Linked DNA regions of Mus musculus: region 1 is linked to region 2. The links are chromatin loops, found by intact Hi-C in ENCODE. Cell type or tissue: heart. All regions are shown on one strand. Links, peaks and the distances in the headings refer to the core of each region. The heading gives the core; the rest is flanking DNA. Region 1 holds the start of Olfr198 (olfactory receptor 198). Region 2 has its middle 18 kb from the start of Olfr201.

Region 1 (16,146 bases), core at 3,010-11,009, 50 kb before region 2:
CAGCTCCTCCAGTCCCTTCTACAACTCCTCAATTGGGGACCCCCAAGCTCAGTTCAATGGTTGGCTGTGAGCTTCTACCTCTGCATGTCAGATGCTGGCAGAGCCTCTCAGGAGACAACCATATATGATAGATCCTGTTTAGGTTCCACATTCTTGTTTGTTTGTTTTGTTTTTTGTTGTTATTTTTGATTTTTGTTTTTTGCTATTTTTTATTAGATATTTTCTTTATTTACATTTCAAATGCTATCCCAAAAGTTTCCTATACCCTCTCCCCACCCTGCTCCCCTACCTACTCACTCCCACTTCTTGGCCCTGGCGTTTCCCTATACTGGGGCATATAAAGTTTGCAAGACCTAGGGGCCTCTCTTCCCAATGATAGTCAACTAGGCCATCTTCTGATACCTATGCAGCTAGAGACATGAGCTCTGGGAGTAATAGATAGTTCATATTGTTGTTCCACCTATAGGGTTGCAGACCCCTTCACTTCCTTGGGTACTTTCTCTAGCTCCTCCATTGGGGGCCCTGTGTTCCATCCAATAGATGACTGTGAGCATCCACTTCTGTATTTGCCAGGCACTGGCATAGCCTCATGTGAGACATCTATAGCAGGGTCCCTTCAGCAAAATCTTGCTAGCATATGCAATAGCGTCTGCTTTTGGTGGCTGATTATGGGATGGATCATCAGGTAGGGTAGTCTCTGGATGGTCCATCCTTTCAACTTAGCTCCAAACTTTGTAACTCCTTCCATGGGTATTTTGCTCCCTACCAATCCTATATCTGATAGGGGACTAATATCCAATATATACAAAGAGCTCAAGAAGCTGGACTCCAGAAATTCAAATAAGTCCATTTAAAAAATGGGATTCAGAGCTAAACAAAGAATGCTCAACTGAGGAATATCGAAGGGCTGAGAAGCACCTGAAAAATTTCATCAGAGAAATGCAAATTAAAACAACCTTGAAATTCCGCCTCACACCAGTCAGAATGGTTAAGATCAAAAATTCAGGTGACAGCCAATGCTGGTGAGGATGTGGAGAAAGAGGAAGACTCCTCCATTGCTGGTTGGATTGCATGCTTGTACAAACACTCTGGAAATCAGTCTGGCAGTTCCTCAGAAAATTGGACATTGTTCTACCGGAGGATCCTGCAATGCCTCCCCTGGGCATATATCCAGAAGATGTTCCAACTGGTAAGAAGGACACATGCTCCACTATGTTCATAGCAGCCTTATTTATAATAGCCAGAAGCTGGAAAGAACCCAGATGTCCCTCAACAGAGGAATGGATACAGAAAATGTGGTACATTTACACAATGGAGTACTACTCAGCTATTAAAAAGAATGAATTTCAGAAATTGTTGTGCAAATGGATGTATCTGGAGGATATCATCCAGAGTGAGGTAACCCAATCACAAAAGAAGTCACTTGATATGCACTCACTGAGAAGTAGATATTAGCCCAGAAACTTAGAATACCCAAGATACAATTTGCAAAGCACAAGAAAATCTAGAAGAAGGAAGACCAACGTGTGGATACTTCATTCCTCCTTAGAATAGGGAACAAAATTGGTTCCACATTCTTAACCTGTGTGTTTTTATTGGGGAATTGAGTCCATTAATGTTGAGAGATATCAATGGCCAATGATTGTTATTTCCTGTTATATTGATATTAATGGTGTTTGTGTTTGTGTGTGTGTGTGTGTGTGTGTGAGAGAGAGAGAGAGAGAGAGAGAGAGAGAGAGAGAGAGAGACTTCTTTTGCTTTTTCTAGTATGGAATTATCAATTTCTTGTATTTTCTTGAGTATCATTACCTTCTTTTTGTTGAGTTTCCTTTGAAGTATCCTGTGTATACCTGTATTATTCAAAAGATGTTGTTTAAATTTGGTTTTGTGGTGGAATGACTTGTTTTCTCAGTCTTTAATAAATGAAAGTTTTTCTGAGTATAGTAGTATGAGCTGGCATCTGTGATCTCTTAGAGATTGTAAGACATCTGCCTGAGCCTTCTGTCTTTTAAAATCTCTGTTGAGAAGACTGGTGTAATTCTAAAAGATCTGCCTGTATATGTTATTTGGCTTTTATCACTTGTAGCTTTTAATATTCTCTCTTTGTTCTATGCATTTATGTTTTGATTATTATCTGATGGGAGATTTTCTTTTTTGTTCCACTCTATTTGGTGTTCTGTGAGCTTCTCGCATGTCTATATGTATCTCTTTCTTCGTGTTAGGGACATTTTCTTCTATGATTTAGTTGAAGATATTTTCTGGGCCTTTGAATTGGGAGTTGTTACCTTCTATTCCCACTATTTTTCAGTTTTGACTTTTCATGATGCCCCAAACTTCCTGGATGTCTTGTGTTGGGATCTTTTAACTTTAGCATTATTGTTTTTGACCAATGTATCAATTTCTTCTATTGTATCTTCTATTGTGTAGACCTGAGATTCTCTCTTCCATCTCTTGTATTCTGTTGGTGATGCTTGTATCTGTAGTTCTTGTTCTCTTTTCTAGGTTTTCCATTTCCAGTATTCCCTCAGTATATGTTTTCTTTATTGCCTCTATTTCTATTTTCAGGTCTTGAATCTTTTTTTTTTTTCTATTTCCTTCACCTGGTTGATTGTATTTCCAGTATTTATTTAAGGAATTTATTCATTTTCTTTTGAAAGTCCTCTATCATCTTCAAAACATTATATTTAAGTTCATATTTTCTTGTGATTCAGGTATGTTAGAATACTCAAGGCTACTGTTGTAGGATTTCTGGGTTCGGGTGGTGCCCTATTGCCCTAGCTTTTGTTGTTTTATTTTCATGCTTGTCTCTAGCCATTTGGTTGTATCTGGTGTTAGGGGCCTGATGTTCCCTGATTTTAGCAAGCCTCTGGATGTGCAGGTAGAGCTGGTAGTCCCTAATGTTAGCAGGCCTCTAGAACTGAAGTTTGAGCTGGCTGTCCCTGGTAGCATCAGGCTTCCAGTGATGAATGAAAAGCTGGTAGTCTATGTTGCCTTCAGGCTGCTGGTTGTCCCTGGTGATAGAAGGCCTCTAGGGATGCAGGTAGTGCTAGTCCTTGATGACTGCAGGCATCTGTTTGTCCTGGGCAGCAGCAGTCCTCTATGGATGTAGGTGGAATTGTGGCCTCTGAAATGGAGTGCAGAGGGGCACAGCAGAGCTCACCACTACTCAGTTTTCCCAGAGGGGCCAGCAGGCAAAGAATTGTGATAGGGGTCTCATATGATGATCCCTGATAGCTGTAGATAATCTGGGATTGTTGTTAAAGATATGGGCCAGAAGATGGATTGCAGAGGGGGCAGGGCAGACCTCAAGGTTGCTGGACCTGATGGGGACATAGCAGGAAGGGGTTTGGGGAATGAGGAGCTCACCTGATTGGCTTGGCAGCAGCAGCCCTCCAGGGATGCAGGGAGAGCAGTGGTCCAAGGAATGGGGTACAGAGGGGGCAGGGGGAAGCTAGCTGTGGCAGGATTTGCCCAGAGGAGTCAAAAGGGAGGAAATTGGGATCAGCATTTCATCTGGTGGTGGCTAAAGGCTATAGATTGTTGTTAGAGGTATGGACTAGAAGATGGAAAACAGGGAATAAGACAGACCTCAAGGCTTCTGGACTTGGCTTTCTCATTTCTCTAAAGGAGTGGGAAGTATAAAGAAAACTAACAATCATGCATCACATAGAGCATTCATATGCGTTTCCTTTTCTCTCTTTCATGGCCATATACTACGCAATATGATATTATGTCTTTTTTAAAAAACAATATTTCACCTTTTCTAATATATATTCCAATCTGCTTATATTCATTAGGAACATTTTAATAACTTTTGAGATAGTAATCTTTTCTTATTTACATTAGTTAAAAGATCATTTATATTCTATTTTCTATTGGACACTTTTCTTCTTCAATACAGTCTTTAAATAATTCCATACAAATAAACCTACAAAAGAGCTTTCAAAGCAAAATAAAAAACAGCAGCAAGTCACATCTCATCACTCTTCACAGAACATACCTACCCCTCTCTCTCTTTATATGTATATCCATTTTTGTTCATTTTCCAAAACAATGCCAGAAGTCACTTTCTACTAGAGATATAATATTCCACATCCCAATAAACAGAGTAAGTTTAAAAGTCTAGTACAGTTCCTGGCATTTCATCTGGTTATACCAGTGTAAGCACAGCAACATAAAACTTTAATGGCAGTTTTTATTTATGTTAGTAATTAGTGCCTGATTATTTTTCAAACTATTTTAAGCAATGAGTGTCATATTGTTGACAACAAGCTTTATGTGTTATGTAGTTGTCTCAGCTGCAACCACCTCTATGTTATCATGTTAATTCTTCAACTAGCACCAGGTGATTTCATTAGCCAGCCCAATATCAATTCTTTCTTTCTTACTTACTTTCTTTCTTTCTTTCTTTCTTTTTTGTGCGTGTGTTCACTCTTTTGCCACCATCTAATCCCAACCCATTAATTAATTGAAAATTCTCAAACTTAATTTCTGTGCAAATACTTTTCAAATTATAAATACTGGATTTTATTAAGTAAATGGCTCACTGAACAGACTACATGAAGAGTTTATAGCAAAACAATTAAGGGCAGAAGGTCTACCTTGGTGATACAGCACCAGTATTTGCCCCACACCTGTAACATTCTGATTTCAATACCCACTACAGCTCTGAATGAACAAAATAGTAAATATATTGTGAACTTATAAAATTTCAAGGAAGTTGTGTGAGGAATGCATTAAAGGTGATCGTTTAATTCAGGCAAAGACCTTTCTTCTTTTCTTTTTTATTCTCTTCTGTCATCTGTCTTTCCCCTTCTCTTCTTTTCCTTCTCCCCTCTTACCCTTCCTTCTTTCCTTCCTTCTTCCTTATTTATAGTTGTATCATCTAAGTTTTATATATAAGAATTCTTACCCATAATTTCTCTTATATAAACCTCAACATCAAACTATTCTGGGATCATTATAAAAATATCTGTTCTCATTCTTATACCAGTTATTTAAGTATAGGAAGATAATCAAACAAGATGTAAAGGAATCACTTAGTGCTTATTTAGTGAAGTATTTTACTCAGGCTTATTCCATTTTAAATAAGAATGTCAAATGAATGAACCAGAAACACTACAGAGACCTTGAATTACCATATAGGCATTCCTTGGTCTTGGTCACTGAATACCATCTGACTGATTGAATGAGCACAAGGGAGATCAGAACTGGGGACTTGCAAATTCTTACTTTAGGTAGCTTAACTATCACCTTGTATTCAGGAGTACTTAGCATGCTTTCATCTGTCAGCAAGTCAGTATTTCACAAAAAATACATGCTAGCAAGTGAAAAACCTTGACTGTTAAGTGGAATAATAGATCCATGAACATTTCCATTAAATAATCACTTCAAGTACATTTCAGAAATAAGGGCTGTCTTGTGATGAGGCTATGAGTATCCAAATGTCAGTTCCTTCAACTGAAAGGAACTGTCAAGTAATTTTCATACAAGGCAGTCTAGTACAAGACATGGGACTTTATTAAAAATAAGGCAGGTAAAATTACATATTACTTGTGTGACTATAAAGACAAAAAAGAGTATATAAGTGTATATCATACACAAGAAAAAAATGAATGTCTCATGAGTTTATAAGTAACTAAAGGTATTTATGACAATATCTTGAAAATACCAATGGTAAAATGTAGAAAAAAATTCACTAGGATAAAAATAAACATGTTATGGAAATTTTTACTTTAGTATTTGTAAAAATGAATCATATAAAATATATAATATTGTGAAAGTTTCCTTTAAGTGTAGATTGGATGTGAAAGACAATAAAATAAAATATTGTCACAGGCAGAATTTTTTCTTTGTTATTGGAATCCTAAATTAAAGAATCTGAAAGTTATAATATTGAAGTTATACTTCTCTTAAAAGTATTTTTACCAAGAGATATGTGATAAAATATATTTGTTTCATACCTAAATATTTAGCTAAAATATATGGCAAAGTTCTTGGAATTATGAAATTAACATCTAAATTGTCATATAAATACTCAAAATTATGAAACTTGAATTCTCCTTTTTATAATTATTTTTCTTAGTAAATGTTCCTGAAAAAGCTAGAATGAGTGAGGAATATGATTCTGTTTTTCGCAGTTGATTCATATAATTCTATGTTATATGAATAAAATATAAAATCATGAGCCTAGATAACAACCACTAGCTGAGAGAGTACTCACTGCCACTTATCATCCTAGCAAATTCCTATAATTCACATATGTTCCTTTTTCCCTTACCTTCTGTTCAAATATTGTTACCAGTGAAAATGACAAACACAAGGCTGACTTCTGACATTTATTTTACTATACCAAAATATAAAATTTACATATTCTTGAATACATCACTACTTGCAATATCAATACAATTATATGTTGAGTTATAAGCATGAGTAATAATTTATTTTTAAACCCTTTTAAACTCATTCCAGTTGCTTCCATCCAATATTGCTTTTAAATTCTCCTAACATTTGCTCTAAAATTCTACATTTCTTGGGAATATATTTGACCAAGAGAAAGAGAAAGAGATTGAGATTTGTTTTCATTGTTCTACAGAGGTCAAAAATCCAAAAAGCTACATTAACTTTCTGTGCTAGGGGCATTCAAGAAAATAACTTTGTATTCCTGTCTCAGTTAGGACCACATTTTATTATCACTTCTCATAATTTGTAAGTAGTATTTCCAATTACTCCTCATAAAATTGGAATTTCCTAAGAGACACTTAGTCTGTAGAAGCCAAATGCTCAGGTGCAAATGAGCATAGTATTTCTGGATGCACTGACTGTGGGTTACAGTGCCAAACATTACTAGAAAACATGACGAGATGCTCACTGCCTTCAACAGGAGCTCATGAGCTACTGGTGACCTGGAAGAAAAGATTCCAATCCATAATTCTAGAGATTTCCCATCTCCCTTAAGGAAGGAAGAATTGGCCTGAAACTTATCTGGATACGATTTATTTCATTTTTCTTCGCAGAGCAGCTGTTACCTCTTTGTTCCTCAGACTGTATATAAAAGGATTTAGAAAGGGAATTATTATTGTGTAAAATAAAGAATACATTCTGTCCTTATCTTCACCTGATCCAGACCCGGGACGCACATACATGAGGAAAAGTGTGCCATAGAACAGAGACACGGAGAGCAGGTGAGCACTGCAGGTGGAGAAGGCTTTGCGTCTGCCCCTCTCAGACTTTGTTTTCAGGATGGCAAGAAGGACAGAGAAGTAGGAGACGATAATAGTCATAAAAGTCAAGCCTTGTATCAAAGCTGAAAATATTAAAACCAGAAGGACGTTCATTGTAGGATCAGTGCAGGAAATTTTGAATAACTGCAAGATTTCACAGTAGAAATAGTGTATGATGTTGGACTTGCAGAAATTTAATCTCACTAACAAGCCCACATGAATTGCTGAATGTAGAAAACCTACAATATATGAAACATGTATAAATTTCATACAGAGGCTATTGGACATCATCACTGGATAAAGCAAAGGGTTGCATATGGCCACATAGCGGTCATAGGCCATCACTGACAGTAGGAAACATTCTGTCGTTGCACTGGAACCAAAGAAATAAAACTGGGTGAAGCACTCAACCAAGAATGTTCTGTGATCCTTAGATAAAAAATTGACAAGCATCTTGGGAGTCACAGAAGATGAAGCACAGGCGTCTGCAAAAGCTAAGCTTCCCAGAAATAAGTACATGGGAGTGTGGAGGTGAGGGTCCTTCCAGATGAGAGCAATGAGCCCAAGGTTGCCCACCATGGTGATGAGGTAGATGGTGAAGAAAACCAGGAAGAGGGGAACCTGCAACTCGGGTCTCTCAGTGAGTCCTGTGAGAACAAACACTGCCACCACAGTCTGGTTTTCTACTGTCATCTCTATCCCAAACAATCACTATAATGGAAGAATAAATAAGGAACAGTCACAAAGAAATGATACAACTGTCATGACTTGTGCTCCTGATGTGTTCCTAAGGGGAGATTTCATTTCATTATTGTTTATACATTTGTATCATTTGTCTACTTTTACAAAGTCATTATTTTTAATTAAAATGTAATTACATTGTTTTCTTCCCTTCCTTCAACATCTCCAATATCTCTTCCCTTACTCTCTTTCAGATCCACAGCCTCTCTTAATTTACTCTTAGGTGTATCGTACACACACACACACACACACACACACACACACACACACACACACACATATACTCCCATACACTCCAACTTGTTCTTTCAAAGTCATGGCCTCTTTTTTTCATTCACTGTTAAATACTTTACTTTGAGAATTATATGAGAATTTTGTCCTGAATTAACTAATTCAATTTTCTTTATGAATTCCAACAACCAAAGTAAGAATATCCCTACTAGCAAAATAAGAATCGTTCAAAAAATACTGTTTTGTAATGCTTTCACTTCATAAATTTAAAAGTGAGTGATACATGAGAGATATAAGGATCTTATTGTCATCATAACCATTAAACACCCATAATCTCATTATTAATGAAATTAAAGAATTTTTATTCCATACAGACACACACACAAACACAAAGGTCAACTTTTCTCATTCTAAAAATAAAATAAGTAATATTTGAGCATCAGATTGTACTTCAGTTAGGAAAAACTTGCATAAAATTGAATATGTTGAATGCTCTAATCAGTCATTAATTTAATATTACTAGGACTTTACATTCAAACCTTCTGACAGATTTATTACCTTCACGAACAGTGAATGTCCATCACTGTGTTCATGTGGATAATTACTGGTGCTAATCAATATTTTGGGGACTGATTTTCTTTAATATTATTTAGTATTTCAAGCTCCTGTTTAAATGTTTTGTTATCTGCAAAACAGAATCATGCAAACGTTTCTCTCTCACCTAAATCCTTTAAAACCAGTAGAAAACTGGAACATTGATAATTTTCAGGAAGAAACACAAAAAATATAACAGCAGCAGTACTATTTGTCAGGAAAATCCAGACTATAGGGAGACAACATTTCTTATTTTAGTTTCAAAATGATTCTTTAAACACTTCCAAATTCCCTTAATGCTTCCCAGAGATTCCCCAGGAGGGTGAAGTCAGTGTTATTCTGGGCATTGTGAGTTAATCACCATACTATCAATATAACTAGTTCCATCGTGTGTTCTGTTTATAAAATATTAGGGAAATAAGTTAATAGTAAGCTTTCTCATTTTTATTTTGTTTTCAGTTTATTTTATTTTATTATTTTATTGAAAGTAATTTGTTTTTCATGTGATACATTCTGATTATGTTACCCCCTGCTCCAAGTTCTTCTCCAGCTCACCTCCCATTCAAAATCTACATTCTTTCTGTCTCACTTTAGAAAAAAAAGGAGGCATATAATGAAAAGTAAAATAAAATACTGTAAGATAAAACAAAAATAATTTGTAACAGGATAAAACAAACATAAGAAAAAGAGTCAAAGGAAAAACACAAGAAACAAGGAGTGGCAGAAACACACACACACACACACACACACACACACACACACACACACATATATATATATATATATATATATATATATATATATATATACAGGAATCCCATAAATCACAGAAACAAAATCCATAATAATTATGCAAATGACTTTTAAGTTTAAAAATAAAATTTAGAAAAAAAAAACCTCCCTGTCTCAGCATTATGAGACAAAGACTTTCCAAAGATGCCACTGAGGTTGTTTTGAATTGACCTTCTGCATCTGGGTATGAGACCTGCCCTCACAAGCCATTTGTTTCCTTCCTGAGGCTCTCTTGAAGAAAATTTCCCAATTCTTTCTACAAGGCCACAGTTACCCTGATATTTACATCACATAAAGACCCAAGAAAGAAGAATTATAGACCAATTTCCCTTATGAATAAAGACCCAAAAATTCTCAATAAGCTAATTATAATCTGAATCCAAGAACACATCACAAAGATTATCCACCATAACTAAGTAGGCTTCATTCCAGGGATGGTTTAATATACAAAAATCAATAAATGTAACCTACCACATAAACGGACTGAAAGAAAAAAAGAAACACATGATAATCTCATTAGATGCAGAAAAGGCATTTAACAAACTCCAACACCTTTTTATGATAAAAGTCCTGGAGAAATTAGGGATACAAGGGACATAATTCAACATAATAAAGGCAATTTAAAGCAAACACATAGCCAACATCAACTTAGGGTTGGGGAGCAAGGCAAGGGGGAGGGTATAGGGAATTTTTGGGATAGCATTTGAAATGTAAATGAAGAAAATATCTAATAAAAATATTTTAAAAAAAGAAACTTAAAACAGTTCCTCTAAACTCAGAAACAAAACAGAGTTGTTCGCTTTCTCCAAATCCATTCAATACAGCATTTGAAATTTTAAATAGAATAAGACACATGAAGATCAAGAAGTATAAATTAGAAGAAGAAAAGTCAAGCTGACTATTTGCAGCTGATATGATTGTATACATAAGTGGCTTAAAAAATCCTCCAGGGTAGTCATCCAGCTAGTCAACCCTTTTCGCAAAATAACTGAATATAAAATTGACAATCAAAAAACAGTAGCCTTCAGGATAGAGATGACAAATGGACTGAGAAAAAATCAGGGAAATGCTACTTTTCAAAATATCCTCAAAACATACAAAATATCTTGGAGTAACTCTAACCAAGAAAGTGAAAAGCTTGCAGTACTACTGAGTAGTACTCCATTGTGTAAATGTACCACATTTTCTGTATCCATTCTTCTGTTGAAAGACAGAAGGGTTCTTTCCAGCTTCTGGCTGGAATAATGAGGCTGCTCTGAACATAGTGGAGCTTGCGTCCTTATTACATGTTGGAGCATCATCTATATGCCCAAGAGTGGTATAGCTGGGTCCTCAGGTAGTACCATGTCCAATTTTCTGAGGAACCACCAAACTGATTTTCAGAGTGATTGTTCCACCTTGCAATCCCACCATCAATGGAGGAGTGTTCCTCTTTCATCACAACCTTACCAGCATCTACTGTCACCTGAATTTTTGATTTTTGTCATTCTCACTGATGTGAGGTAGAATCTCAGGGTTATTTTGAATTGTATTTTCCTGATGAATAAGGATGTTGAAGAATTCATTGGGTTTTTCTTGGCCATTCTATATTCCTCAGTTAAAAATTCTTTATTTGGCTCTGTATACTATTTTTAATAGGGTTATTTGATTCTCAGGAGTCTAACTTCTTGAGTTCTTTGTATATATTGGACACCAGCCCTCTATCAGATATAAGATTGATCTTTTCCCAATCTGTTGGATGCCATTTTGATTTATTGACAGTATCCCTTGCCCTCCAGAAGCTTTGCAATTTTATGAGGTCCCATTTGTTGATTCTTGATCTTAGATCGTAAGCCATTGGTATTCTCTTCAGGAAATTTTCCCCTGTGCCCAAGTGTTCAAGGCTCTTTCTGACTTTCTCCTCTATATATTTCAGTGTATCTGGTTTTATGTGGAGGTCCTTGATCCGATTGGACTTGAGCTTTGTGTAAGGAGATAAGAATGAGTCAATTTGCATTTTTCTACATGCTTACCACCAGTTGAACCAGAACCATTTGTTAAAAGTGCTGTCCTTTTTCCACTGGATATGTTAGCTCCTTTGTGAAATATCAGGTGACCATGTGTGTGTGGGTTCATATCTGGGTCTTCAATTCTATTCCATTGATCTTCCTGCCAATCTCTGTACCAATACCATGCAGTTTTTATCACTGTTACTCTGTAATATAGCTTGAGGTCAGGGATGGTGATTCCACTAGAGGTTCTTTTATTGTTGAGAATAGTTTTCTCTATCCTGGCTTTTTTTGGTTTTTGGTTTTTTTGGGTTTTTTGGGGGTTTTTTGTTTGTTTGTTTGTTTTGTTTGTTGTTGTTGTTGTTGTTGTTGTCATTATGCCAAATGAATTTGCAAACTTCTCTTTCTAACTCTATGATGAATTGAGTTGGAATTTTGATGGAGATTGCATTGAATCAATAGAGTGCTTTCAACAAGATGGCCCTTTTTACTCTATTTATCCTGCCAATCCATTAGCATGGGAGATCTTTCCACCTTATGAAATCTTCTTCAATTTCTTTCTTTAGAGACTTGATGTTCTTGTCATATAGATCTTTCATTTGCTTGGTTAGAATCACACCAAGGTATGTAATCTTATTTGTGACTATTGAGAAGGGTGTCGTTTCCCCAATCTCTTTCTCAGCCTGTTAATCCTTTGAGTACAGGAAGGCTACTGATTTGAGTTTATTTTATATTCATCAATTTTGCTGAAGTTGTTTATCAGCTTTTGGAGTTCTCTGGTGGAATTTTTGGGTTCACTTAAGTATACTATCATATCATCTGCAATAGCAATATTTTGACTTCTTCCTTTCCAATTTGTATCCCTTTGACCTCCTTTTGTTGTCTATTTTCTGTGGCTAGGACTTTGAGTACTATATTAAATAGGTAGGGAGAGAGTGGGTGGAATTGTCTAGTGCCTGGGTTTAGTGACATTCCTTCAAGTTTCTCTCCATTTAGATCGATGTTGGCTACTGGTTTGCTTTATATTGTTTTTACTATGTGTAGGTGTGGGCCTTGAATTTTTGATCTTTTCAAGGTTTTTAACATGAAGGAATGCTGAAATTTCTCACATGTTTTTTCGGCAGCTAATGTAATGATCTCTTTTTTGAGTTTGTTTATGTAGTGGATGAAATTGATGGATTTTCATATATTGAAGGATCCCTGCATCCCTGGGATGAAGCCTAATTGATCATATTGAATGATCGTTTTGTTGTGTTCTTGGATTCATTTGGCAAGAATTTTATTGAGTATTTTTGTGTCAATGTTCATAAGGGAAATTGGTCTGAAGTTATCTTTGTTTGGCCTTTGTGTGGTTTATTATCAGAGTAACTGTAGCTTCATACAATGAATTGGGTAGTGTGCCTTCTGTTTCTCTTTTGTGGAATAGTTTGAAGAGTATAGGTATTAGGTTTTCTTTAAAGGTCTGATAGAATTCTCCACTAAACATATCAGAGCCTGGACTTTTGTTGATTGGGAGGCTATTAATGACTGCTTCTATTTTTTTTTAGAGGTTGCAGCACTGTTTAGATGGTTTGTCTGATTCTGTTTTAACTTTGGCACCTGCTATGTGTCTAGAGAATTATCCATTTCATCCAGATTTTCCAATTTTATTGAGTATAGGCTTTTGTAATAGGATCTGATGCTTTTTCAGTTTCCATGGTTTCCTTTGTTATGTCTCCCTTTTAATTTCTGAATTTATTAATTTGGATACTGTCTCTGTGCCCTCCAGTTATCCTCGCTAATAGTTTATCTATCTTGTTGATTTTCTCAAAGAACCAGTGCCTGGTTTTGTTGATTCTTTGTATAGTTCTTTTTGTTTCTATTTGGCTGATTTCAGCCTGAGTTTGATTATTTCCTGCTGTCTACTCCTCAGGTCTACTAACTTCTTTTTGTTCTAGAACTTTCAGTTGTGCTGTCAAGCTGTTAGTGTAATCTCTCTCTTGTTTCTTTTTGGAGGCACTTAGAGCTATGAATTTTCCTCTTAAGACTGCTTTCATTGTGTCCCTTAGCTTTTGATATGATTTTTCTTTATTTTCATTAATTTATAAAAAGTCTTTAGTTTCTTTCTATATTTCTTTCTTGACCGGGTTACCAGTGAGTAGAGCGTTGCTCAACTTCCATATGTATGTGTGCTTTCCATTGTTTTTGTTGGAATTTAAGACCAGCTTTAGTCGGTGGTGATCTGATAGGGTACATGGGATTATTTCAATCTTCTTGTATCTGTTGAGCCTGTTTTGTGAACAATTATGTGTCCAATTTTGGAAAACGTACCATGAGATGCTGAGAAAGAAGGTATAGTCTTTTGCTTAAGTATGAAATGTTTTATAAATATCTGTTAGATCCATTTGATTCATAACTTCTGTGAGTTTCACTGTCTCTGTTTAGTTTCTGTTTCCATTATCTGCCCATTGCTGGGAGTGGGGTGGTGAAGTCTCTCACTATTATGGTATGGGGTGCAATGTGTGCTTTGATCTTTAGTAAAGTTTCTTTTATGAATGTGGGTACCCTGGCATTTGGAGCATAGATGCTCAGAACTGAGAGGTTATCTTGGTAGATTTTACCTTTGATTAGTATGAAGTGTCCATCCTTATCTTTTTTGATAACCTTAGGTTGAAAATGATATTATTCAAAATTAGAATGGCTACTCCAGCTTGTTTCTTGGGACCATGTGCTTGAAAATTTGTTTTCCAACCTTTTACTCTGAGATAGTGTCTATCTTTGTCCCTGAGGTGGGTTTCCTGTATGCAGCAAAATGTTGGGTCCTGTTTACATATCCTGTCTGTTAGTCTACATCTTCTTATTGGAGAATTGTGTCCATTGATGTTAAGAAATATTAAGGAAAAGTGATTGTTAGTTCCTGTTATTTTTGTTGTTAGAGATAGAATTATGTTTCTGTGGCTATTACTTTCTTGCTTTTTCTAGGGTGTAGTTTCCCTCCTTTTGTTGGTGTTTTCTTTCTATTATCCTTTGTAGGGCTGGATTTGTGGAAAGATAATGTGTAAATTCGGTTTTGCCATGGAATATCGTGGTTTTTCCACCTATTATAAATGAGCATTTTGCTGGGTATAGCAGCCTGGGCTGGCATTTGTATTCTCTTAGGGTCTGTGTGACATCTGCCCAGGATCTTCTAGTTTTCATAGTCTCTGGCAAGAAATCTGGTGTAATTCTGATAGGTCTGCCTTTATATGTTACTTGACCTTTTTCCCTTACTGCTTTTAATATTCTATCTATATTTAGTGCATTTGTTGTTTTAATTATTATGTGATGCGAGAACTTTCTCTTCTGAGCTACTCTATTTTGAGTTTTGTAGGCTTCTTGTATGTTCATGGTCATCTCTTTCTTTAGGTTAGGGAAGTTCTCTTCTATAATTTTGTTGAAGATATTTACTGGCCCTTTAAGTTGGGAATGTTTGCTCTCTTATATACCTATTATCCTTAGGTTTGGTCTTCTCATTGTGTCCTGGATTTCCTGGATGTTTTGGTTTAGGAGCCTTTTGCATTTTGCATTTTCTATGACTTTTGTGTCAATGTTTTCTATAGTGTTTTCTGCCCCTGATATTCTCTCTTCTATCTCTTGTATTCTGTTGGTGAAATTTGCATGTATGAGTCCTGAACTCTTTCCTAGGTTTTCTAACTCCATGGTTGTCTCCCTTTGTGATTATCTTGTTTCTATTTCCATTTTTAGATCTTGGATGGTTTTCTTCATTTCCTTTGCCTGCTTGATTGTGTTTTCCTGTAATTCTTTTAATTCTTTAGGGGATTTTTGTGTTTTTTTTTCTTTGAGGGCTTCCAACTGTTTACCTGTGTTCTCTTGTAGTTCTTTAAGGGTGTTATTTATGTCCATCCTAAAGTCCTCTATCAGTTTCATGAAAACTGATACTAGATCCAAATCTTGCTTTTCCAGTGTGGTGGTGTATTCAGGACTTGCTATGGTGAGAGAATTAGGTTCAGATGAGGACAAGTAACATTAGTGTCTATTGCCTATGTTCTGATGCTTGCCTCATACCATCTGGTTATCTCTAGTGGTATCTGCCCTTGCTATATCTGACTGTATCCTGTCCTTCGTGTGATTCTGGTTGTGTCAGAACTCCTCAGAGTCCATCTGTCTCTGTGATCCTCTGATTCTGGGATCCTGTGATCCTAAGATCCTGGGTTTGTCATAGTTTCTGGGAGTCAAGCTGCCTCTGGGACCCTGAGATCCTGGTGTGACCAAGCTCTTGGAATCCTGGGTGTGTTAGAGCATCTGGGAGTTGAGCTTCCTCTGGGTGTTGTGGAAGTGGCTGTGGAGTTTGCTTCCAAAGTCTGCTCAGGGCACCTGCTCAGACCAGAAGGAAGCCAAGCCACTGGTTGTATGTGGTTCCTTTATCCCTTGATCCTGCTGTTCCCAGTTACCCTCAGTGGTTTTGGAGCAGATGTTTTGTCCTCCTCACCTATGATCTTATGATCCTTGTTAGAATGCCTGGAAGTAGAGATTCCTTTGGATGCTGTGGGACTGACTGAGGAGTTAGAGCCCCTTACCATGTGTTTTAAATACACATG
Region 2 (16,146 bases), core at 4,324-12,323:
GCTGAAAGCTGATTTAATTTTGTGCCTGATTGAACCGTACTAACCATAGCATACCCTGCAGCTGTAGCAGCAGCTGCACTGGCTGAAATTGCTATGATCATGGCAGCAGTAATGCCAAAATCTCTCTTTTGTCGAAACAGAGATAAGGTGGAAGGTGTTTCCACCGGAACAGGGATCCAACACGGGATCCGTGCCACCATGGCACGGGTGTTCTTTGTTACATCCCAACATTGAGAAATACAACAAGAATCATTGGAACAGACTTCAAATGAATCATTTGAAAGAATAAACAAGAAAGGGGGGTAAATACAGACTGGGGTTGATGGATAATTAATCGATGGATAATTAATCTGGTTTACCAAAGTTTTATTGAACCCAGTGATCTCTACACTGGTATTACTATATCCATAAGAGTCCTGGGAGGCATCATGTATTCCCCAATACTGAGCAAATCTTGGGATGCCAGTAAAAGAAGCCTTTCCAACTGCTCCTCCCTGGATAAAAATCAAAGGATTGAGTTCTGTACAACTGACATTGACTCCACAAAGCACCCACTTGTGAAAGGGATGCATTCTAAAGTCCTGTATGAAAAGTCCCTTTTTCATAACAAATTCCTTCTCTGGGTCATCTATCATGTTGGGAGAAAAGGAAAAAGTTTTACTCTGATCTGCCAAACGAGTGATGGAGGATTGACAATCAGACCAAGGCAGGATCAGCCCTTCATCTTCCAAGCTACAATGAGGAGCTATTTTTGGTTGGTGGGGACGTTCTTCGTCTGAAAAGTTAGGTGGTAGAAATGTACCATTAACCCAAATTACCTCCTGCCAAAAGGTTCGATTTGTAAAGGTTATATCTACATTGGAAGTATCTTGGGTTGTGCTCACCCAACCTCCTCGATGCTCATTAAACTTCCCTAAAGCTCGGGCTGTGAGGTTGATACAATTTCCTGGTCCATTAATTTGAAAACATAAAGAACCCTGTTCTAATAAAGAGCGATTTTCTCCTAATGGTGCTCGGGTGGGATCATAGGGTAAATATGGCAAATCCACTGTTTTATTAGTAGTAAAGAATTTTAGAAAAACTATAGCATCATGGCGAACTAGAATTGGTTTAGGGAAAGTCGAGAGAATAGCCCATCTCTGTTCGCCCATTATACTAGGAACCTGAGACAAGTTCAGCATTGTCAGGATCAGAAACAGTCCTCGGGAGGTCAGCATCTTCTGCACCATCCTTGATGAATATCCTGTGGGTGAGTCATTCCGGCAGCCAAAATGGGTTGTCTTCACTCTGTGGAAAAACACAAACAGCTCCCTGGGATCTGATTAAGATAGGATCCGGGCCTTTCCACAGACCAGTTAAAACATCCTTCCATTTGACCATTTCTTTTGGTCTATCAGGGTCTGAACTATGTCGCTCAGCTGCAGAACGTCCCTGCTCGTCGAGATTCAAAAAATTAAGTGTAAAGAGCGCCATAGATACCGATACTCTTGGCACTGAGGGCAGAGTCTCATCAACTCCCCCTTTTTGTTTTATAAGATAAGACTTGAGTGTGCGGTGGGCACGTTCAACAATGCCTTGTCCTTGAGGATTATAAGGAAGGCCAGTCAGGTGAGTGACATCCATTTGATGACAAAATTGTTGAAATTTAGTAGAAGTATATGCTGGCCCATTATCCGTTTTAAGAATTGTGGGCTTGACCCAAGCACTCCACGCTTCTAGGCAGTGCTGTATAACATGAGAGGCTTTTTCACCTGTTAAAGGTGTGGCAAACATTACAGCAGAGCAGGTGTCAATGGAAACATGTAAATACTGATTTCTCCCAAAGGAGGAAATATGAGTGACATCCATTTGCCAGACCTGTAATGGCCTGATGCCTCGAGGGTTTACCCCTACATGAGGAGTAGGTAAAAATTGACAACAGTTTTGACATTGGGTGACAATGTCACGAGCTTCTTTCCTGGTTTAAGTGAAACGGCGGTGTAATGTCTCAGCTGTCACATGAAAGCGTTTATGAAACTCCCTTGCAGCCTCTGCCTGCGAGGCCAGAGCAGCAGCCACGATTCTAGTGGCTTTGTCTGCTAAGTAATTTCCATAAGACATGGGGCTAGGAAGGCCAGAATGAGCTCTAACATGAGTAATATAGATACGATGTCTTCTGTGTAACAAGGCTGACTGAATTTTTTGAAAAATGTGAGCAAGCTTACTAGATGGTTTAATTAAGCCTGCAACTTCAAGCGTATTAACTGCATTAACTACATATAAGGAATCAGATACAATATTGAGCGGTCCTGGAAAAGTTTCAAGGACTTCTAGAACAACCAAACACTCTACAACCTGGGGTGATGTCTCATTATATTGTTTAGATGTTACTTGGCCATTTACTACATATGCACCTATACCAGATTTGGATCCATCTGTATACACTACTACCCCATCCGGAAGTGGGTGTTTGGCTGTTATTATTGGAAATACTATAGCTTGGCATAAGGCAAATTGTAAAATTGGATGTTTTGGATAATGGTTATTAATTTGTCCTGAATAGGAGGCAACCAAGACTGCCCAATCATTAGTTGTTGCTGCCAGGGTTTGAAACTGAGCAGAAGTATAAGGTACAGTTAGCATATAAGGTTCTTTCCCGAAATAAGTAATGGCTGCTTTTATCCCCCTAAGTGCAAGTTGAGCAACTGCATTAGGATTTTTTGCAGGGGAAGCATTAGGATGGACCCACAATAAGGGCCCATTTTGCCATAAGACCGCTGTTGGTAACTGCAGTTTTTAATATGCACAATTCAAATGACTTTGACTCATCAATGCGTTGTAATTGAGCATCTTGTAAGGCCTTTTCTACAGTTTGTAAAGCTTGACATGAAGCTGGAGTAAGTGCTCTGTGGGAGGAGATATGGGTATCTCCCTCTAATATGTCAAATAAGGGCTTTAATTCTGCTGATGGAATTTTTAAAAATGGTCTCAGCCAATTAATATCTCCTAACAATTTTTGGAAATCATTCAAGGTATGTAGTTGATCTTTGCAAATCTCTAATTTTTGAGGAACAATTTTGTCAGGATAAATGAGTGACCCTAGGAAGGCTCCCATTTGAGCAACTTGCACATTTTCGGTGGCCACCTGCAATCCCCATTGCCCTAATGTTTTTATTAATATAGGGTATGCATCTTGCAATAACTGAATTTTTATGGCAAATCAAAATGTCATCCATATAAATTATCACCTGTAATGATGGAAAATGCTCTCTAACTGACGTAAGTGCCAATTGTACATACAGTTGACACATGGGTGGGGCTATTCACCATTCCCCTGAGGTATGACCTTCATTGGTATCTTTGATCCGGCTCTAAATGATTAATGGCTGGGATGCTAAACGCAAATCTTTGCCTATCTTGAGGGCATAAAGGTATAGAGAAAAAGCAATCTTTAATGTCTATAATTATAATTTCCCAATTTTTGGGTAAGGCAGAAAGCAATGGTAGCCCTTGCTGAACTGGTCCAAACAGACGCATTTGTGCATTAATTGCTCTAAGATCATGTAATAAGCGCCATTTGCCAGATTTTTTCTTAATTACGAAAATATGTGTATTCCAGGGTGAGGTAGAGGGCTCTAAATGACCCAAGTGTAGCTGTTCAGAAATTCGTTTTGTGGCTGCTTCTAATTCTTCAGAGGAGAGAGGCCATTGAGGAATCCATACAACTTCCTCTGTAAGCCATGGTATGGGCATGGAACTCTCAACAGCTGTTTCTAGAAAAAACCCAAACTTTGTCTCCCAATATTACCTTTTTGAGGGAGAGGTTCAAGTCTACCCTGCTCACCTTTCCCTAATCCCCTTCCTTCTTTATAGCCCATTTTCTTCATCATTTGAACAGCTTGTGGCGAGTATTCATTAGTCAAGATCAGTCCTAGTGCCTGTAAGATGTCTCTCCCCCAGAGATTTACTGGGAGTGGTAAAACATAGGGAGTGAATCATCCCGTTTGACCTTCAGGTGCTGTCCAGCTCAAAGAACGGGAACTAATAGTGGGACAGGACTGATAACCTAAACTTTGCAAAGAATGTGATGACTGAGTAACAGGCCAAGTTTTTGGCCACCAGTGAGAAGAAATAATACTTTTATCTGCTCCTGTGTCTAAAATCCCCTTAAATTGTTTCCCTTCTATAACTAACTCTAAGGATGGCCTGGAATCTAAAGGCATTATTAAGTAAGCCGAATCATTTCCAGTAGAACCAATCCCTCTGGTAGCTCGAGGGACACCAGAAGAGGGAAAACAGCCATGTAGGCTTGGCAGAATTATTAACTGAGCTATTCTATCCCCTTGTGAAATAGAAAAGACACCCTGAGGACAGGAACAGAGAACTTGAAGTTCCCCTTCATAATCTTGATCTACAACTCCAGGGTGAACAATAAGACCTTGTAGTGTAAGGGAAGCCCTGCCCAATATTAGGACGACACTCCTGGATGGCAGAGGTCCTTTACAGTCAGTAGGAATAGGCTGCACTCCCATTTGAGGGATCAGCATGAATTGGGTGGTGGTACGGAGGTCCAATCCAGCTGAGCCTTCTGTTGCCCTGCAAACTGTGGGGTCCACCTTTCTCCTGTCGAGGTCCCTTATGTTTTCAGGCCCTGAGACCTGAGGGCCCTGTACTGGTTTTTTGAAATGGTCTCACTATCTACTGCTTGAGGGAATCCTGGCTGCAGGGACCTGCCTTGAACGTCCCTGACTGAATGACAAGCGCTAGCCCAATGATATTCTTTTCCACACTTAGTACACAGTCCTGGCGCTCTCCTTTTGACAAGGGCTCTACAGTCCTTTTTTAAGTGTCCTGGTTTGCCACAATTATAGCAGAGTTTGAGCTCAGCCATGTCAGGGCTTTTTTGTCCTTGTAGAATGGCAGCTGCTAAACTGGCATTAGTGAGTGGCCCTCCAAGTTCACGGCAAACCTTCAACCAGTCCTGCAGTCCCTTGCTTTTTCTAGGTATAATAGCTGCCCTGCATTCCTGGGTAGCCTGTTCATATATCAACTGTTCAATTAAAGGTATAGCTGCTTCTGTATCTCCAAATATTCTCCCTGCTGCCTCTGTCATTCTAGCCACAAAATCTGAGAACAACTCCTGGGCAACCTGAGTGATCTTGGTCAAATGCCCACTTGCCTCTCCCTTCTTAGAGAGTGCCTTCCATGCCTTAACAGTGGCAGCTGAGATCTGGGCGTATGTTCCCCAATGATAATCTGTTTGGTTAGCAGCATGCTGTCCCTGACCTGTAAGCAATTCAAACGTCCATGTCCCCTTCCATGGTGGCATTGGCCCTTGCCTGCGTCTGGCAGGAGTCCTGCCACAAGGCTTTCCATTCAAGATACATTCCCATACTGGGGGCTACAGCTTTTACTACAGTCTGCCAATCACCAGGAGTCATAGCATGAGTCGCAAGTCTTTCAACTTGTGCTACAGTGAAATTAGTGCTGACTCCATAATTATGGACTGCTTCTGCAAGCTCCTTAATCTGTATATGCTCTACTGGAACGTGAACACGCCCTCCCTCAGCTCTTTCAAAAACTGGAAATGCCTGTTGCATTTTCCTCTGTTCCTTTTTTGGAATAAATGAGTCTGAATGATACCTCTGCATATAAGGCTCTGAATGGTGCCTCTGCACATAAGGCTCTGAATGGCGCTTCTGCACATAAGGCGGAGGTACACTAAAACCCTGACGTTGCGGATCCGAAGACTGCGCAAAGATTTGGCATTTGTCTCTAGCTGCTTTCATGTTATTCTGTAACTGATTAACTCGTCTTTCATCTGACTGGTATCTTTCTCCCTCATAGCCTGTCACTTCCTTCTCTAAGTCTGTTTCCTCAAAGGAGCTAAGTTCCTTATCCGATTCTGAGCTACTGACAGCTAGCTGCTTAAACTCATCTAGTGGCAGGTAGAGGCTCCTTTCCTTATGTGCCTCTCCAGCTCAATCTCACTTCTTCTTTCCCTTTCCATCCCTTTTTCTAATCTCTCCCAAGGCATTCTTTCCTTTATATCTCTTTTCCTCAGGCTCAAGGCCCCTGGAAAGGCCTAAATTATTCAGTGCACTTTATTTCCTCTCTACTTTTACTCTCTCTCCCTGCTCTACCTCTGATAGACTTTCTTGAATTTCGTCCAAAACTTTCTGCCCTGCTTCTACCATTTGCTGACAATCCTCATCTGTTAAACACGATTTCACCAATTTCCACAACGGCATGATCCCTGCTTTAAGTTTGCCGTTCTGCTGTTCCCTAACTAGATCTCCTTTCAGTTTGTCCCAAGAGGCGACAGTAAACGACCCTGAGCAAGCATACCATGGTGCCACACGGTCTATCTCCCTGACAAATCCCTCTAAGGTTGTAGTGGCGATTTTTAGGCCACACTGCTTCAGGACGGAGCGTAAGGCAACTACTATAGAATGGGAGATTCCCATACTACCGCTGTACAGTCCTGACCACGACTGAAACTGGTCGCTGTCCAGTCGCTGTCCAGTCCTGACAGCAACTGAAACTGGTCGCTGTACAGGCGCTGTACAGGCCTGACAGCGACTAAGAACCAGTCAGCAGTGCCAGCGGTGGAAGCAAAACGAAACCAAAAGGAAAAGTGCAATCGCCATGCAAACCATCAAAAGAGCTTCTAACTCTGGAGAAATTTCAAGATTGTACGTACCTTGAAGAGCCTTTTGTCCCGCAGTTCTGGTTCCACCCTGTGAATGAGGGATCTTCCTTGCGCCAGTGTGATGGTATAAAGTTCCTGGGTTTCTCGGCGCCACTTATTGTGTCCCACTTGACCAGCAAGAAAGACGCAACAAACCGGAATCTTCTGCAGCAAAAGCTTTATTGCTTACTTCTCAGAGAGAATTTTAAAAGCAGTAAGGGAAAAAGGTCAAGTAACATATAAAGGCAAGCCTATCAGAATTACACTAGATTTTTCACCAGAGACTATGAAAGCCAGAAGAGCCTGGGCAGATGTTATACAGACATTAAGAGAACACAAATTTCAGCCCAGACTACTATACCCAGCCAAACTCTCAATTACCATAGATGGAGAAACCAAAGTATTCCACGACAAAACCAAATTAACACATTACCTTTCCACGAATGCAGTCCTTCAAAGGATAATAAAAGAAGAAAAACAATACAAGGACAGAAATCACGCCCTAGAAAAAGCAAGAAAGTAATCCCTAAACAAACCAAAAAGAAGACAGCCACAAGAACAGAATGCCAACGCTAACAACAAAAATAAAAGGAAGCAACAATTACTTTTCCTTAATATCTCTTAATATCAATGGAATCAACTCCCCAATAAAACGATATAGATTAACAGACTGGCTACACAAACAAGACCCAACATTCTGCTGCTTACAGGAAACCCATCTCAGGGAAAAAGACAGACATTACCTCAGAGTGAAAGGCTGGAAAACAAATTTCCAAGCAAATGTTCTGAAGAAACAAGCTGGAGTAGACATTCTAATATCAAATAAAATCGACTTCCAAACAAAGTTATCAAAAAAGACAAGGAGGGACACTTCATACTCATCAAAGGTAAAATCCTCCAAGAGGAAGTCTCAATTCTGAATATCTATGCTCCAAATGCAAGGGCAGCCACATTCATTAAACACACTTTAATAAAGCTCAAAGCACACATTGCACTTCACACTATAATAGTGGGAGACTTCAACACACCACTTCCATCAATGGATGGATCGTGGAAACAGAAACTAAACAGGGACACAGTGAAACTAACAGAAGTTTTGAGACAAATGGACTTAACAGATATCTAGAGAACATTTTATCCTAAAACAAAAGGATATACCTTCTTCTCAGCACCTCATGGGACCTTCTCCAAAACTGACCATATAATTGGTCACAAAACAGGCCTCAAAAGATACAAAAATATTGAAATTGTTCCATGCATCCTATCAGACCACCATGGACTAAGGCTGATCTTCAATAACAACATAAATAATGGAAAGCCAACATTCACGTAGAAACTGAATAACACTCTTCTCAATGATACCTTGGTCAAGGTAGGAATAAAGAAAAAAAATTAAAGACTTTTTAGAGTTTAATGAAAATGAAGCCAAAACATACCCAAACTTATGGGACACAATGAAAGCATTTCTAAGAGGGAAACTCATAGCTCTGAGTACCTCCAAAAAGAAACTGGAAAGAGCACACACTAGCAGCTTGGCAACACATCTAAAAGCTCTAGAAAAATGGAAGAAAATTCACCCAAGTGGAATAGACGGCAGGAAATAATAAAACTCGGGGGTGAAATCAACCAAGTGGAAACAAGAAGAACTATTCAAAGAATCAACCAAACTAGGAGTTGGTTCTTTGAGAAAATCAACAAGATAGATAAACCCTTAGCTAGACTCACTAGAGGGCACAGGGACAACATCCTAATTAACTAAGTCAGAAATGAAAAGGGAGACATAACAACAGATCCTGAAGAAATCCAAAACACCTTCAGATCCTTCTACAAAAGGCTATACTCAACAAACCTGGAAAACCTGGACGAAATGGACAAATTTCTAGACATATACCAGATACCAAAGTTTAATCAGGATCAAATTAATGATCTAATCAGTCCCATATCCCCTAAAGAAATAGAAGCAGTCCTTAATAGTCTCCCATCCAAAAAAAGCCCATGACCAGATGAGTTTAGTGCAGAGTTCTACCAGACCTTCAAAGAAGATCTAATTCCAGTTCTGCACAAACTATTCCATGAAATAGAAGTAGAAGAAACTCTACCCAACTCATTCTATGAAGCCACAATTACTCTGATACCTAAACCACAGAAAGATCCAACAAAGATAGAGAACTTCAGACCAATTTCTCTTATGAATATCGATGCAAAAATCCTCAATAAAATTCTCGCTAACCGAATCCAAGAACACATTAAAGCAATCATCCATCCTGACCAAGTAGGTTTTATTCCAGGAATGCAGCGATGGTTTAATATATGGAAATCCATCAAAGTAATCCATTATATAAACAAACTCAAAGACAAAAACCACATGATCATCTTCTTAGATGCAGAAAAAGCATTTGACAAGATCCAACACCCATTCATGATAAAAGTCTTGGAAAGATCAGGAAATCAAGGCCCATACCGAAACATGATAAAAGCAATCTACAGGAAACCAGTAGCCAACATCAAAGAAATGGTGAGAAACTTGAAGCAATCCCACTAAAATCAGAAACTAGACAAGGCTGTCCACTCTCTCCATACTTATTCAACATTGTACTTGAAGTCCTAGCCAGAGCAATTAGACAACAAAAGGAGATCAAGGGGATACAAATTGGAAAAGAGGAAGTCAAAATATCACTTTTTGCAGATGATATGATAGTATATATAAGTGACCCTAAAAATTCCACCAGAGAACTCCTAAACCTGACAAACAGCTTCAATGAAGTAGCTGGATATAAAATTAACTCAAACAAGTCAATGGCCTTTCCCTACACAAAGAATAAACAGGCTGAGAAAGAAATTAGGGAAACAACACCCTTCTCCATAGTCACATATAATATAAAATATCTTGGCGTGACTCTAACTAAGAAAGTGAAAGATCTGTATGATAAGAATTTCAAGTCTCTGAAGAAAGAAATTAAAGAAGGTCTCAGAAGATGGAAAGATCTCCCATGCTAATGGATTGGCAGGATCAATATAGTAAAAATGCCTATCTTGCTAAAAGCAATCTACAGATTCAATGCAATCCCCATAAAAATCCCAACTCAATTCTTCAATGAATTAGAAAGGGAATTTGGCAGATTCGTGTGGAATGACAAAAAACCTAGGATAGCAAAAACTCTTCTCAAGGATAAAAGAAACTCTGGTGGAATCACCATGCCTGACCTAAAGCTTTACTACAGAGCAATTGTGGTAAAAACTGCATGGTACTGGTATAGTGACAGACAAGTAGACCAATGGAATAGAATTGAAGACCCCGAAATGAACCCACAAACCTATAGTCACTTGATCTTCGACTAGGGATCTAAAACCATCCAGTGGAAGAAAGACAGCATTTTCAAAAAATGGTACTGGCACTACTGGTTGTTGTCATGTAGAAGAATGTGAATCGATCCATTCCTATCTCCTTGTACTAAGATCAAATCTAAGTGGATCAAGGCTCTTCACATAAAACCGGAGACACTGAAACTTACAGAGGAGAAAGTGGGGAAAAACCTTGAAGATATGGGCACAGGGGAAAAATTCCTGAATAGAACAGCAATGGCCTGTGCTGTAAGTTGGAGAATTGACAAGTGGGACCTCACGAAACTGCAAAACTTCTGCAAGGCAAAAGACACCATCAATAAGACAAAACGGCCACCAGCAGTTTGGGAAAGTATATTTACCTATCCTAAATCAGATAGGTGACTAATATCCAATATATATAACGAACTCAAAAAGGTGGACTCCAGAAAATAAAATAACCGCATTAAAAAATGCGGCACAGAACTGAACAAAGAATTCTCACCTGAGGAATACCGAATGGCAGAGAAGCACCTGAAAAAATGTTCAACATCCTTAATCATCAGGGAAATGCAAATCAAAACAACCCTGAGATTCCACCTCACACCAGTCAGAATGGCTAAGATCAAAAATTCAGGTGACAGCAGATGCTGGCAAGGATGTGGAGAAAGAGGAACACTCCTCCATTGTTGGTGGGATTGAAAGCTTGTACAACCACTCTGGAAATCAGTCTGGCAGTTCCTCAGAAAATTGGATATAGTACTACTGGAGGATCCTGAAATACCTCTTCTGGGCATATATCCAGAAGATGTCCCAACTGGTAAGAAGGACACATGCTCCACTATATTCACAGCAGCCTTATTTATAATAGCCAGAAGCTGGAAAGAACCCAGATGCCCCTCAACAGAGGAATGGATACGGAAAATGTGGTACATTTACAAAATGGAGTACTACTCAGCTATTAAAAAGAATGAATTTATGAAATTCCTAGCCAAATGGATGGACCTGGAGGGCACCATCCTGAGTGAGGTAACACAATCACAAAGGAACTCACACAACATGTACTCACTGATAAGTGGATATTAGCCCAGAAACCTAGGATACCCAAGATATAAGATACAATTTGCTAAACACATGAAACTCAAGAAGAATGAAGACCAAAGTGTGGACACTGTGCCCATTCTTAGAAATGGGAAAAAACACCCATGGAAGGAGTTACAGAGACAAAGTTTGAAGCTGTGAGGAAAGGATGGACCATCTAGAGACTGCCATATCCAGGGATACACCCCATAATCAGCTTCCAAATGCTGACACCACTGCATACACTAGCAAGATTGTGCTGAAAGGACACAGATATAGCTGTCTCTTGTGAGACTATGCCGGGGCCTAGCAAACACAGAAGTGGATGCTCACAGTCAGCTATTGGATGGATCACAGGGCTCCCAATGGAGGAGCTAGAGAAAGTACCCAAGGAGCTAAAGGGATCTGTAAACCTATAGGTGGAAAAACAATATGAACTAACAAGTACCCCGGAGCTCTTGACTCTAGCTGCATATGTATTAAAAGATGGCCTAGTCGGCCATCACTGGAAAGAGAGGCCCATTGGACACACAAACTTTATATGCCCCAGTACAGGGGAATGCCAGGGCCAAAAAAAAGGGGAATGGGTGTTTAGGGAAGTTGGGGTGGGGAAGGGTATGGGGGACTTTTGGGATAGCATTGGAAATGTAATTGAGGAAAATACGTAATAAAAAAAGGATTTAGAAATAGAATTATTATTGTGTAAAATAAAGAATACATTCTGCCCTTATCTTCCCCTGATCCAGACCCAGGATGCACATACATGAGGAAAAGTGTGCCATAGAACAGAGACACGGAGAGCAGGTGAGCACTGCAGGTGGAGAAGGCTTTGCGTCTGCCCCTCTCAGACTTTGTTTTCAGGATGGGAAAAATGACAGAGGAGTAGGAGACAATAAAAGTCATAAAAGTCAAACCTTGTATCAAAGTTGAAAATATTAAAACCAGAAGGACGTTCATTGTAGGATTAATGCAGGAAATTTTGAATAACTGCAAGATTTCACAGTAGAAATAGTGTATGATGTTGGACTTGCAGAAATTTAATCTCACTAACAAGCCCACATGAATTGCTGAATGTAGAAAACCTACAATATATGAAACATGTATAAATTTCATACAGAGGCTATTGGACATCATTACTGGATAAAGCAAAGGGTTGCATATGGCCACATAGCGGTCATAGGCCATCACTGACAGTAGGAAACACTCTGTCGTTGCACTGGAACCAAAGAAATAAAACTGGGTGAAGCACTCAACCAAGAATGTTTTGTGATCCTTAGATAAAAAATTGACAAGCATCTTGGGAGTCACAGAAGATGACGCACAGGCATCTGCAAAAGCTAAGCTTCCCAGAAATAAGTACATGGGAGTGTGGAGGTGAGGGTCCTTCCAGATGAGAGCAATCAGCCCAAGGTTGCCCACCATTGTGATGAGGTAGATGGTGAAGAAAACCAGGAAGAGGGGAACCTGCAACTCGGGTCTCTCAGTGAGTCCTGTGAGAACAAACACTGCCACCAGAGTCTGGTTTTCTACTGTCATCTCTATCCCAAACAATCACTATAATGGAAGAATAAATAAGGAACAGTCACAAAGAAATGATACAACTGTCATGACTTGTGCTCCTGATGTGTTCCTAAAGGGAGATTTCATTTCATTATTGTTTATACATTTGTATCATTTGTCTATGTTTACAAAGTCATTATTTTTAATTAAAATGTAATTACATTGTTTCCTTCCCTCCCTTCAACATCTCCAATATCTCTTCCCTTGCTCTCTCTCAGTCCACAGCCTCTCTTTATTTACTCTTATGTGTATCATACACACACACACACACACACACACACACACACACACACATATATATATACCTAAACATATAAACACAATATATTCAGTACTTATAATATCTACTTATATATACACAGTATGTCCTTAAAAAAATCACTCAATATGGATAATTTAACAAAAAATATTTTCAGTGTGACAAGGTTATAACAATTCTGGTATAGTATATGTTTTGAATTCAAATGCTGTAAAAGTTTTAAAGAGATATTTTTTATTCCATTTTTTCTGAATGTCTTGTCACCATTTATGAATGCAAATTTTACCATTTCTATGAAATCAAGGGTTTATTCACGACCTATAGTATCTGAAGAAACTCAAGGTTTCCTTTTTTTTTTTCTTCTTGATATACGGTCTGACTCTGTAGTGTTTGGTGGCTTGAAACTTGCTTTGTAGATTAATTCTTGAACACACAGTGATTCTTCTGCCTCTGTCACCTAAGGGCTGGGTTTGCAAATGGGTGCTACTGTTTTGCTTATGATTTTTGAAAAGGAAAAAATATTTTTGGAAGTATATATACACGTTGCTATGTTATTTCTACAAGTGCTAACTTTCTTATTTATAGAGTCATACTACTGATGCTTGAGTAATATAAAAATATTTTACTATGAGAAAACAATATAAAAACAGGCCTTATGCAATTTTTAAATATAAGTAGATGCTATCTCTTTGAAAGTTAAAAATCACCATAAGTAACCAATTGTGAGACGTCAGTTTATTTTTCCTGAAAGTTCAGGAAGAATGAACGAGTTTCAAAATCCTTAACTATGAATTATACTGAAAGAAACATTACATGAACAAACCTATAATGTTATTATAACTGTTATTTTTCAGATTATAATATAATCACAGTAATTCTTTCTTCCCATTCCACTCTCTAAATCCTCCCACGTACTCCAACTTGCTTTTTCAAAGTCATGGCCTCTTTTTTATATTAATTGTTAAATGCTTTACTTTGAGAATTATATGAGAATTTTGTCCTGAATTAACAAATTTGATTTTCTTTATGAATTCCAACAACCAAAGTAAGAATATCCCTACTAGCAAAATATGAATCGTTCAAAAATACTGTTTTGTAATGCTTTCACTTCATAAATTTAGGAGTGAGTGATACGTGGGAGATATAAGGATCTTATTGTCATCATAATCATTAAACAACCATAATCGCATTATTAATGAAATTAAAGAATTTTTACTGCACACAGACACACACACAAACACAAAGGTCAACTTTTCTCATTCTAAAAATAAAATAAGTAATATTTGAGCATCAGATTGTACTTCAGTTAGGAAAAACTTGCATAAAAATTGAATATGTTGAATGCTCTAATCAGTCATTAATTTAATATTACTAGAACTTTACATTCAAACCTTCTGACAGATTTGTTATCTTCACGAACAGTGAATGTTTATCACTGTGTTCATGTGGATAATTACTGGTGCTAATCAATATTTTGGGGACTGATTTTCTTTAATATTATTTAGTATTTCAAGCTCCTTTTAAATGTTTTGTTATCTGCAAAACAGAATCATGCAAACGTTTCTCTCTCACCTAAATCCTTTAAAAAATAGTAGAAAACTGGAACATTGATAATTTTCAGGAAGAAACACAAAAAGTATAGCAGCATCAGGACTATTTGTCTGGAAAATCCTGACTATAAGGAGACAACATTTCTTATTTTAGTTTCAAAATGATTCTTTAAACACTTCCAAATTCCCTTAATGCTTCCCAGAGATTCCCCAGGAGGATGAAGTCAATGTTATTCTGGGCATTGTGAGTTAATCACCAAACTAGCAATATAACTAGTTCCATCATGTGTTCTGTTTATAAAATATTAGAGAAATAAGTTAATAGTAAGCTTTCTCATTTTTATTTTGTTTTCAGTTTATTTTATTTTATTATTTTATTGAAAGTAATTTGTTTTTCATGTGATACATTCTGATTATGTTACCCCCTGCTCCAAGTTCTTCTCCAGCTCACCTCCCATTCAAAAATCCACATTCTTTCTATCTCTCTTTAGAAAACTAGGAGGCATATAATGAAAACTAAAATACTGTAAGATAAAACAAAAATAATTTGTAACAGGATAAAACAAACAAGAAAAAGAGTCAAAGGAAAAGCACAACAAACAAGGAGTGACAGAAACACTAATACATACATATATATACAGGAATCCAATAAATCACAGAAACAAAAGCCATAATATTTATGCAAATGACTATTAAGTTTAAAAAATAAAATTTAGAAAAAAACTCACTGTCTCGCAGCATTATGAGACAAAGACTTTCCAAAGATGCCACTGAGGTCATTTTGAATTGACCATCTGCTTCTGGGCATGAGACCTGCCCTTACAAGCCATTTGCTTCCTTCCTAAGGCTTTCTTGAAGAAAATATCCCAATTCTTTCTTCAAGGCCACAGTTACCCTGATATTTATATCACATAAAGACCCAGGAAAAAAAGAATTATAGATCAATTTCCCTTATGAATAAAGACCCAAAAATTCTCAATAAGCTACAAATAATCTGAATCCAAGAACACATCACAAAGATCATCCACCATGACCAAGTAGGCTTCTTTCCAGGGATGGTTTAATATACAAAAATCAGTAAATGTAACCTACCACATAAACAGACTGAAAGAAAAAAGAAACACATGATAATCTCATTAGATGCAGAAAAGGCCTTTAACAAACTCCAACACCTCTTTATGATAAAGGTCCTGGAGAAATTAGGGATACAAGGGACGTAACTCAACATAATAAAGGCAATTTAAAGCAAACACATAGCCAACATCAACTTAGGGTTGGGGAGCAAGGCAGGGGGGGAGGGTATAGGGAATTTTTGGGATAGCATTTGAAATGTAAATGAAGAAAATATCTAATAAAAATATTTTTGAAAAAGAAACTTAAAACAGTTCCTCTAAACTCAGAAACAAAAAAAGAGTTGTTCGCTTTCTCCAAATCCATTCAATACAGCATTTGAAATTTTAAATAAAATAAGATATATGAAGATCAAGAAGTATAAATTAGAAGAGGAAGAGTCAAGCTATTTGCAGCTGATATGATTGTATACATAAGTGGCTTAAAAAATCCTCCAGGGTAGTCCTCCAGCTAGTCAACCCATTTTGCAAAACAACTGAATATAAAATTGACAATCAAAAAACAGTAGCCTTCAGGATAGAAATGAAAAATGGACTGAGAAAAAAATCAGGAAAATGACACTTTTAAAAATATCC

The links. Peaks named below come from ENCODE experiments on the same cell type or tissue, not always from the same donor. Only the 100,000 strongest peaks of a DNase experiment are listed, where the experiment ranks them.
Region 1: it touches region 2 in a loop (8-fold over the local background); 6 of 42 quality-filtered maps call a loop at or near these places.

The regions. Positions count from the first base shown.
Region 1 is chr16:59,194,509-59,210,654 of GRCm38, forward strand. Olfr198 (olfactory receptor 198) reads right to left here and starts at 7,916. Exons shown (of 1, transcript NM_001011808.1): 1 at 6,996-7,916. The coding sequence starts at 7,916. The coding sequence ends at 6,996. In heart, for the core only: no CTCF peak of the experiment used is centred there; no DNase peak of the experiment used is centred there.
Region 2 is chr16:59,243,394-59,259,539 of GRCm38, forward strand. It overlaps the pseudogene Olfr200-ps1. Among named protein-coding and RNA genes, the nearest start is that of Olfr201, 18 kb to the right of the region's middle. In heart, for the core only: no CTCF peak of the experiment used is centred there; no DNase peak of the experiment used is centred there.